2 separate regions of the Homo sapiens genome follow, and region 1 is linked to region 2. A link is an interaction called in ENCODE POLR2A ChIA-PET data of the cell type or tissue named here. Cell type or tissue: OCI-LY7. All regions are shown on one strand.

Region 1 (5,000 bases), 260 kb after region 2:
CAGGGCAATAACAGAAGCAATAAATAGCATGGTGTCAAAAAGGAACTTGGTGCATTGAAGAGTGTGCAGTATATCTAACTGAAGTGCTCAATGTTAGACCTTTTATTCCATTTTTCTAATCATAAGAGACAATAGAAAGCCATTTGCCTTTGAATTGCTTGAGGTAGGCTTGATATAAAAGAGGTATTGTGGCCACTACTCTGACTATATGCTCAAACCCCTTGCACACAGTAGTTAATGATGTTTGTAAACTTCAAATGCATCCATCCATGTACCATTTCTCCCCAGAGAGAGTAGAAGTTTCCAAGGGCTTGTGTGCCAAGCATTCTGCTTCTTTCCTGGCTCTCTTAATTCAATGCTAGACACATACTGGTGCACAGTAGTCCCTCAGTTAAGTACTAACTAAATTGATTTAAATTATCTGGTTTGGGGAAAGAAGTTATGTGCCTAGTGAGCCTGGTTTCTCAGCACATTAACACTTCATCAAACCTCTGTCAGATCAGATTCTCAATAGGATATCTTAAATACATGCTATTAAAATACCTAAATAGAAGTTCCATCTGTTTGAATAGACTGAGCCTGATGAATCAGCCAGAGAGGTGGGAGGCTGATCCAGCCAGACATGAACCTATCGGGTGGGGAACAGGCAGCTAGCTCTCCCTCCTTTTGCTACCCCGCTAGTGCTCACATTAGAATGTACAGATTTATGAAGTGAAAACATGATCAACCAGTTAGCAAAACGCAAAGACTGGAGCAAGCCGTAGGGCATTGTTTGTAGGCTCGCTAACAGATGTCCGGCTGGAACCCCTCTTCCCAGCTGTAGATCACACTGAAGCCCTTGTTAGAGTAGGAGAAAGAGGAGCCCTGGGACCTGCCCTTTTCACAAATCCTGGGCCACTGGAGTCTACATTTTGTTTTCATGCCATTGTAAAAAAAAATTTAAAAAGACACAAAAAAACAGGACTTATTTTGGAAACTGTCACCAGTGAAGTCACCAAGGACTTAAAGACATAAAATATAAAGATGGAAAAATGTCGAGGAAGCTGCATCCCTTCATATTTGCCCAGCAAAATTTTGCACGAACATCCATCCTTAATGAGAGTCATCAAGCCCAAATTTCCAAATGGTCTTGGCTGCCAGAATTCTAGTTACAATCAGCTTCTCCCCATTCCCATTTTCCCTTAAATACCCTGGTTGTGGGTTGCATTTTTCGATGCTGTGATTAAAGAAGGAAAATGATTTCAGGGTCACTCTTCACACCAAAATACATGTTTCAAAATGTTCTTTTCTAAACTTTGCTCCGATTGGTAGCACTTAGTACACAAGGCCTTGCACACAATAGGTGCTCAGTAAATAATTTGTTCAATTAAACTGAATCAGACTTCATTCTTCTAAACTAAGAAAAAAATTGAGTGTGCTTTCTTATTAGCACCACTGGCCTGATTTCTCTTCTACCGTGCTGTCTGTCAACTTGCCTTTCCATGTCTGTAGCCTTAACCCAGCCCCTAACACAAAGACATGCAAACACAGTCCCACACTATCCCATTCAAGTGTTTCTATTGCTCCTTTATGGGTCTGCTTATGGTATTTACTTTGTTAAATGAGAGAGGAAGTGAAAAGAATAATGTCTAAGAGTCAAAAGACCTGGATTCTCCTCCCACTTTTGTCATTACTTTGGATCTTAGGTAAGTGACTATGCGCTCAGATTCCTCATCTCTGAAGTAATAATAATAATATATATGCCTGACCTACCTCCCAGGATTGTTGTGAATATCAAATGAGCTAATATATGTGAAAACCCTTTGAGAACAGAAAAGGCTTTTTAAAGAACTGTTCTTATAAGAACCTCACCCAGTTCATGTACCCAGTAAAGCATCAAGAAGGTCTTCCATACCGTGTTTCCCTGGGAAATGGGTTCCTTCTCACCTCCTTTCTCCAGGAAATGCTAACTGGCTGACCTCCTGGGACACATTTACTCTGATGAATACACTGAGGTCTAGGGTTGGGCCCTCAGCTTTACAGCATCAGAAACTGGATCTTGACAGAGCCTCTGAGTTGATCAGACTAAGAGATGCTGACTCATACTAATCCACAAGAGACTGATATATAACCAGAATGCCAGTTTATTAATTTACAGTGGGAAACATTTGGCCTGATCTGTCCCTTTTCTCCCTACAGGCCAGTTGCATGGGAAGAGAGATCATCTGAAAGTTGCTCAATGAACAAGGAACTTTGACAAAGAGAGTTATATTATTCAAATGTTTGATAACATAGGGCTCTGCTCAACTGGAGCCTCTGTCTCCTCAACAGGAATCTGCTCCAGATGATCTAGATGTTTCAGGCACTGTGGCGGAAGCCCCCATTCCTGAACAATGCACACAAGAGCCAGTGTACCATGTGTGCCCTTTTCCCCACATTCCCTCTGTTGACCAACACATTGCTCTTTATATATATTAATCCTTTTGAGACTTCTTGCAGTGCACCTGTGGTTCCCAAAGCCAGTCTGCTGACCAGGAAGAAGCCGGTTGCCACAAAAGCACCTGGGATACATGTAAAGAAATAACGGGCTTGTATAGCTCTACTGGAAATTCTAATAATTAGGTCTGTGGAGGAGTCTAGGAATCTGAATGTTTACAGGCATCCCAAGTGACTCTGATCATCAGCCAGGTTGGGGAACCACTGATATAAAAGTCTTATTGGCTAATAATCTATTCTACCACTTTAAGACGACTTTGCATATTCTGATCAGATCCATTACAGACTGATTGTATAGATTAACTCTCAGAACAAAATATTATTTCCTAGTTCTCAAAGGCCAATCGCTGTTGTATCCTTGAGCTTGCTTCCTTCATTCTTTCTTTCCTTCCCTCTTTCCTTCTTTTCCTTCCTCCCCCCACCCCTCTCCCTTACATAAATATTTATAAATACATAATGCATAAGGAAGCTTACCAAGAGGAGGCTGTAGCAGTTGACACTCCAAGAGCCAAAACCAAAAGCTGCTGTTAGGTGATAATAGACTTGGAGGATTAGGATATATAAGCCTGGTGCACAGACCGCTCTAAGGCCAGCCAGTAATACCAAGGCCTGACATTGAACAATCTTGAGATAATTTCTCTGTGGTAAGCAACCCTGGGCCTTGGCATACTTCCTGAGCTGATGTCCTGTAGGAAACAACATTATGCTCCCAAGTGACCTTGAGGGAAACTCCAAGAACCATGTTTCCGTCCCGCTCATGACAAAGCAGACAGCCGTCTTTCCTCTCAAATATGGCTCCCATGTCGCTAGCACCTGGCAGTGCCTTGCTTCCAGCAGAGCACCAAAATCAGGACAGCAAAGTGAGAGTCAAATCTAAGGAGGGGTGCCAATGTGTGATGGGCATCTCTTTATACCAGGTTCTGTGTTCCCATACTATATATCCTATGCACCACAAAAATCACTGAAACAGGTTTCGGTATCTCCATTTTCTAGATGAAGAAATTGAGGCTCAAAGGGACTAAGTAACTTGCTAAATAAAGGTCATGCCAGCAGTTAAGTGGTGGAATTGGGATTTGAATCCAAGCTCACTCCGTTCCAAATTCTATGTTCTTTCCATAATCCCATGCTGCTGAGTAAACAGGGAGGTTGGAAGTGGGAGTTTTGAACATAAGCTTCATTTGCTATTCATACTAATTTATAGATAATTTTTATAATTTCTCTATACAGAATGACATATATAAATACATTTTTTTTCAAATATTCCATAACAACTATCACATTCCTACATATAAAATATACTAGCATCTAAATCTGCATTTGGTTAATCCTGATTCTTTTCTCAGGGGGAAAAAGGCGGCTATAATTAGGGATAGGATTGGGAGTCAGGATATCTAGTTTATAGTCCTGGCTCTGCCTTTCACTCACTGTGTACATTAGGAAATTCCTTTTTTCTTCCTGAGCCTCATTTTCATCATCTGTCAAAGGAAGGGTTGGATTAGATCTTTTACATGCTAGGATTCTAAAAATCTAGTAACACTGTTACCATGTTTCTTAATTGTTTTAGATCAAAGCACAGAAATTGAACAGTAGAAAAAGAAATCTGAACACATATATTAGAAGGCTATTTAATAATAACTAATTTTATTGAGCACTGTTTGTATGCCAGGGACTGTACTAACTAGTTTGTATTACTTATTTTGATTACTTCTTATCACATCAACTCTATTCTTATTTATCCATCTCTTAGGAATAGAGAGGTAAGTAATTTGCCCAAGATCACATGGCTGGTAAGAGGAGAAGCCAATGCTGAAATCCAAGCACAAGCCTAGGGCCAGCTCCTAAATATAGTCCTAGCTTCCACTCTTGCTTTACAGCTCCCACTCTGATGACTGTGTAGGACATTTATGAAAGTTGCATTTGGATTATCTGATCTTGGGACATGAGGAAAAAAGGACAGCACATATCAGCCCATGTAAGGGAATTTCCTAGAGACTATTGTTATGATTATCTCCCTTGGGAAAGGGAGCTGTAAAAGTTATATAGAATATGTTCAGGTTCAGAGAGTCAACTGCATCAGAGAAAACATTATACTGGTCAACAGGCCCTGGACATAAAATTACTTCTATTCCTTAATATTATTAGTAAGCTTTGTTTTCCTAACACCAAGGTCATAAAAGTTAGGCCCCAGTTTCTCTGCCTGGGTTTAAGTAGGAGGAAATAAATCAAGAAGGAGAAGAACTTTTCTTGCTCTTACTGATCCTGTGGAGGTAAAGGCAAGTGGGAGGAAGGAATGGTTGCTGGCAGGTAGATCAAGAACTATCAAAGGCTGAGTCCTGTACAGATGGGGATGCTGTATTTGATATCCACCCTATTCAAATGATGCCTTGATAGCCACCTATTGCTTCTGATCTCCCTGGACAGGGAAGTTGGGTGGCAAGGCTGAGCCATGGTCTAGGATGAACTATAAAAACATTACGAACCATTTCTATCCCCAAAGGATAATACCTGGACAAAACTACAAGAAT
Region 2 (5,000 bases):
TGGCCTTAATTGATCCACCCACCTTGGCCTCCCAAACTGCTGGGATTATAGGCAATAGCTACCACACCCAGCTCCAATGTGTACTCTTTTATCGCTCATCCCCTTCCCACCCTGCCTGCCCTCACTCTGCTCGTGAGTTTCTAAAGTCCATTGTATCATTCTCATGCCTTTGCATCCTCATAGCTTAGTTCCCACTTAAAAGTGAGAACATATGATATTTGGTTTTCCATTCCTGAGTTACTTCACTTAGAATAATGCTCTCCAACTTCATCCAGGTTACTGCAAATGCCATCGTTTCATTCCTTTTTATGGCTGAGTAGCATTCCATGGTGTATATATACCACATTTTCTTTATTCACTTGTTGGTTGATGGGCATTTAGGCTGGTTCCATATTTTTGCAATTGCAAATTGTGCAGCTATAAATGTGGGTGCAAGTGTCTTTTTTTATATAATAACTTCTTTTCCTCTGGGTAGATACCTAGTAGTGGGATTATTGGATCAAATGGTAGTTCTACTTTTATTTCTTCAAGGAATCTCCGTACTGTTTTCCATAATGGTTGTACTAATTTACATTCCCACCAGCAGTGTAAAATGTTCCCTTTTCACCACATCCGCACCAACATCTATTATTTTTTGACTTTTAAATTATGGCCATTCTTGCGGGAGTAAGGTGGCATCTCATTGTTGTTTTAATTTGCATTTCCCTGCATTTGTGATACAGTTCCCTGCATTAGTGATGTTGAGCATTTTTTCATAAGTTTCTTGGCCATTTGTATACCTTCCTTTGAGAATTGTCTATTCATGTCCTTTGCCAACTTTTTGATAGTACTATTTGTCTTTTTCTTGCTGATTTGTTTGAGTTCCTTGTAGATTCTCGATATTAGTTCTTTGTCAGATACATAGTTTACAAATATTTTCTTGGACTCTGTGGGTTTAGTCAGCTGATTATGTCTTTTACTGTGCAGAGCTTCTTAGTTTAATTAGGTCCCATCTATTTTTGTTTTTGTTGCATTTGATTTTGGGTTCTTGGTCATAAACTCTTTGCCTAAGCCAATGTCTAGAAGAGTTTTTCTGATGTTATCTTCTAGAGTTTTTATAGTTTCAGGTCTTAGATTTAAGTCTTTGATCCATCTTGAGTTGATTTTTGTATAATGTGAGAAATGAGAATCCAGTTTCATTCTTCTACATGTGGCTTGCCAATTATCCCAGCACCATTTGTTGAATAGGATGTCCTTTCCCACTTTATGTTTTTGTTTGCTTTGTCAAAGATCAGTTGGCTGTTATTTGGCTTTTTTCTGGGTTCTCTACTCTGTCCTATTGATCTATGTGCCTATTTTTATAGCAGTACCATGCTGTTTTAGTAAGTATAGCCTTGTAGTATAGTTTGAAGTCAGGCAATGTGATGCCTCCAGATTTGTTATTTTTACTTAGTCTGGCTTTGGCTATGTGGGCTCTTTTTTGTTCTATATGGAATTAATGATTGTTTTTTCTAGTTCTGTAAAGAATGATGATGGTATTTTTATGGGAATTACATTGAATCTGAAGATTGCTTTTGGTGTATAGTCATTTTCACAATAGTGATTCTACCCATTTATGAACATGAAATGTGTTTCCATTTGTTTGTGTCATCAATAATTTCTTTCAGCAGTGTTTTGTAGTTTTCCTTGTAGAGATCTTTCACTTCCTTGGTTAGGTATATTCCTAAGCAGTTTATTTTATTTTATTTTATTTTATTTTATTTTATTTGCAGCTGTTGCAAAGGAGACTGAGTTCTTTATTTGATTCTCAGCTTGGTCATTGCTGGTGCATGGCAGTACCACTGATTTGTGTACATTGATTTTTGTATCCTGAAACTTTACTGAATTCATTTATCAGATCTAGGAGCTTTTTGGATGAGTCCTTAGGGTTTTCAAGGTAAATGATCATATTGTCAGCAAACAGTGACAGTTTGACTTCCTCTTTACTGATTTGGATACCTTTATTTCTTTCTCTTGTCGGATTGCTCTGGCTAGGACTTCCAGTACTGTGTTTGAAAGGAGCAGTGAGAGTGGGTATCCTTGTCTTGTTCCAGTTCTCAGAGGGAATGCTTTCAACTTTTCCCCATTCAGTATTATGTGGGCTGTGGGTTTGTCATAGATGGCTGTTATTACATTGAGGTATGTCCCTTCTATGTCAATTTTGCTGAAGGTTTTTATCATAAAACGATGCTAGATTTTGTCAAATGTTTTTTCTGCACTTATTGAGATGATCATATAATTTTTGTTTTTAATTCTGTTTATGTGGTGTATTACATTTATCAACTTGCAGATGTTAAACCATCCTTGCATGCCTGGTAGAAAACCACTTAATCATGATGTATTTCTTTTTGATATGTTGTTGGATTCAGCTAGCTAGTATTTTGTTGAGGATTTTTGCATCTATGTTCATCAGGGATATTGGTCTGTTTTCTTTTTTCTTTATGTCCTTTCTTGGTTTTGGTATTAGGTGATACTGGCTTCATAGAATAATTCAGGGAGGATTCCCTCTTTCTCTATCTTTTGGAGTACTTTCAGTAAGATTGGTTCCAATTCTTCTTTGAACATCTGATAGATTCAGCTATGAATCCATCTGGTCTTGGACTTTTTTTGTTGGCAGTTTTTAAATTACTGTTTTGATCTTGCTACTTGTTATCGGTCCGTTCAGGGTTTCTATTTCTTCCTGATTTAATCTAGGAGCGTTGTATATTTCCAGGAATTTATTAATCTTCTCTAGATTTTCCAGTTTGTGTGCCTAAAGGTGTTCACAGTAGCCTTGAATGATCTTTTTTATTTCTGTGGTATTGGTAGTATATCTCCTGTTTAGTTTCTAATTATGCTTATTTGGATCTTCTCTCTTCTTTTTTTTGGTTAGTCTCGCTAATGGTCTATCAATTCTGTTTATCTTTTCAAAGAATCACCTTTTTATTTTATTTGTCTTTTGTATTTTGTTTGTTTCAGTTTCATTTATTTCTGCTCTGTTCTTTGTTATTTCTTTTCTTCTGCTGGGTTTGGGTTTGTTTTGTTCTTGTTTCTCTAGTTGCTTAAGCTGTGACATTAGACTGTCTATTTGTGCTCTTTCAGACTTTTTGATGTAGGTATTTAATGCTAATGAACTTTCCTCTTAGCATCACATTTGCTGTATTCCAGAAGTTTTGATAAGCTAGTTGTGTCACTATTATCATTCAGTTCAAAGAATTTTAAAATTCTGTCTTGATTTCATTTTTGACCCAAAGATCATTCAAGAGCAGATTATTGAATTTCCATGTATTTGTATAGTTTTGAGGTTTCCTTTTGGAGTTAATTTCCAGTTTTATTCCACTGTGGTCTGAGAGGATACTTGATATGATTGTGATTTTCTTAAATTTATTGAGCCTTGTTTTGTGGCCTATCATATGGTCCATCTTGGAGAATGTTGTATGTGCTGAAGAAAAGAAAGTATATTCTGTAGTTGTTGGGTAGAATGTTCTGTAAATATCTGTTAAGTCCATTTGTTCTAGGGTATACTTTAAGTCCATTGTTTCTTTGTTGAGTTTCTGTCTTGATGTCCTGTCTACTGCTGTCAGTGTAGTATTGAAGTCCTCCCCATCCTACCTCTGTTATTGTTCCCATCTATCTCATTTATTAGGTCTACTAGTAATTGTTTTATGAATTTGGGACCTTCAGTGTTAGGTGCATATATATATTTAGGATTGTGATATCTTCCTGCTTGACTAATCCTTTTATCATTATATAATGCCCCTCTTTGTCTTTTTTTTTTTTTTACTATTGTTGCTTTAAAGTCAGTTTTGTCTGATATAAGAATAGCTTCTCCTGCCCATTTTTGGTTTCCATTTGCGTGGAATTTTGTTTCCACCCCTTTACCTTAAGTTTATGTGAATCCTTATGTGTTAGGTGAGTCTCTTGGAGACAGCAGATACTTGGTTGGTGGATTTTTATTCATTTTGCTACTCTGTATCTTTTAAGTAGAACATTTAGGCCACTTACATTCAGTGTTAGTATTGAGATGTGAGGTACTGTTCTATTCATCATGCTAGTTACTGCCTAAATACTTCAGTTTTTTTTTCATTGTGTTATTGTTTTATAGGCTCTGTGAGACTCATGCTTTAAGGTCATTCTGTTTTTGTGTACTTTGAGGTTATGTTTCAAGATTTATAACTCCTTTTAGCATTTCTTGTAGCACAGGCTTGGTAGTGGCAAATCTCTCAGCACTTATTTGTCTGAAGAAGACTTTATCTCTCCTTCATTTATGAAGCTTAGTTTTGCTGGATACAAAATTCTTAGCTGACAATTATTTTGTTTAAGGAGGGTAAAGATAGAACCCCAATCCCTTCTGGCTTGTAAGATTTCTGCTGAGAAATCAGCTGTAAATCTGAAAGGTTTTCCTTTATAGGTTACCTGGTGCTTTCATCTCACAGTTCTTGATTCTTCCCTTTGTCTTGACTTTAGATAACCTGATGACTCTGTGCCTACATGATAAATCTTTTTGGGTAAATTTTCCAGGCGTTCTTTGAGGTTCTTGTATTTGGATGTCTAGATCTCTAGCAAGGCCAGGAAGTTTTCCTCAATTATTCCCTCAAATAAGTTTTCCAAACTTTCAGATTTCTCTTCTTCCACAGGAACACCAATTATTCTTAGGTCTGGCTATTTAACATAATCCCAAATTTCTTGGAGGTTTCATTCACTTTTTTAAATTCTTTTTTCTTTGTCTGTTGGGTAAATTTGAAAGCCTTGTCTTCAAGCTGTGAAGTTCTTTCTTCTGCTTGTTCTAGTCTATTGTTGCAACTTTCCAGTACATTTTGTATTTCTCTAAGTGTATCTTTGATTTCTAGAAGTTGTGATTGGTTTTTTCTTTATGATATCTGTTTCTCTGGAGAATTTTTATCTATATCCTGTATTTAAAAAAAATTTTCTCTAAGTTGGTTTTCACCTTTCTCTGGTATTTCCTTGAGTAGCTTAATAATCAACCTGCTGAATTCTTTATT

What was found. ChIA-PET counts read pairs that join two places held together with the same protein. Peaks named below come from ENCODE experiments on the same cell type or tissue, not always from the same donor. Only the 100,000 strongest peaks of a DNase experiment are listed, where the experiment ranks them.
Region 1: POLR2A ChIA-PET joins it to region 2 with 10 read pairs; 4 of 35 experiments call an interaction of 5 or more read pairs at or near these places.

What each region holds. Positions count from the first base shown.
Region 1 is chr3:120,796,505-120,801,504 of GRCh38, forward strand. No RefSeq gene overlaps it. Among named protein-coding and RNA genes, the nearest start is that of LINC02049, 37 kb to the right of the region's middle. In OCI-LY7, no CTCF peak of the experiment used is centred here; no DNase peak of the experiment used is centred here; H3K4me3 peaks cover 836 bases; H3K27ac peaks cover 1,574 bases.
Region 2 is chr3:120,538,286-120,543,285 of GRCh38, forward strand. No RefSeq gene overlaps it. Among named protein-coding and RNA genes, the nearest start is that of NDUFB4, 56 kb to the right of the region's middle. In OCI-LY7, no CTCF peak of the experiment used is centred here; no DNase peak of the experiment used is centred here.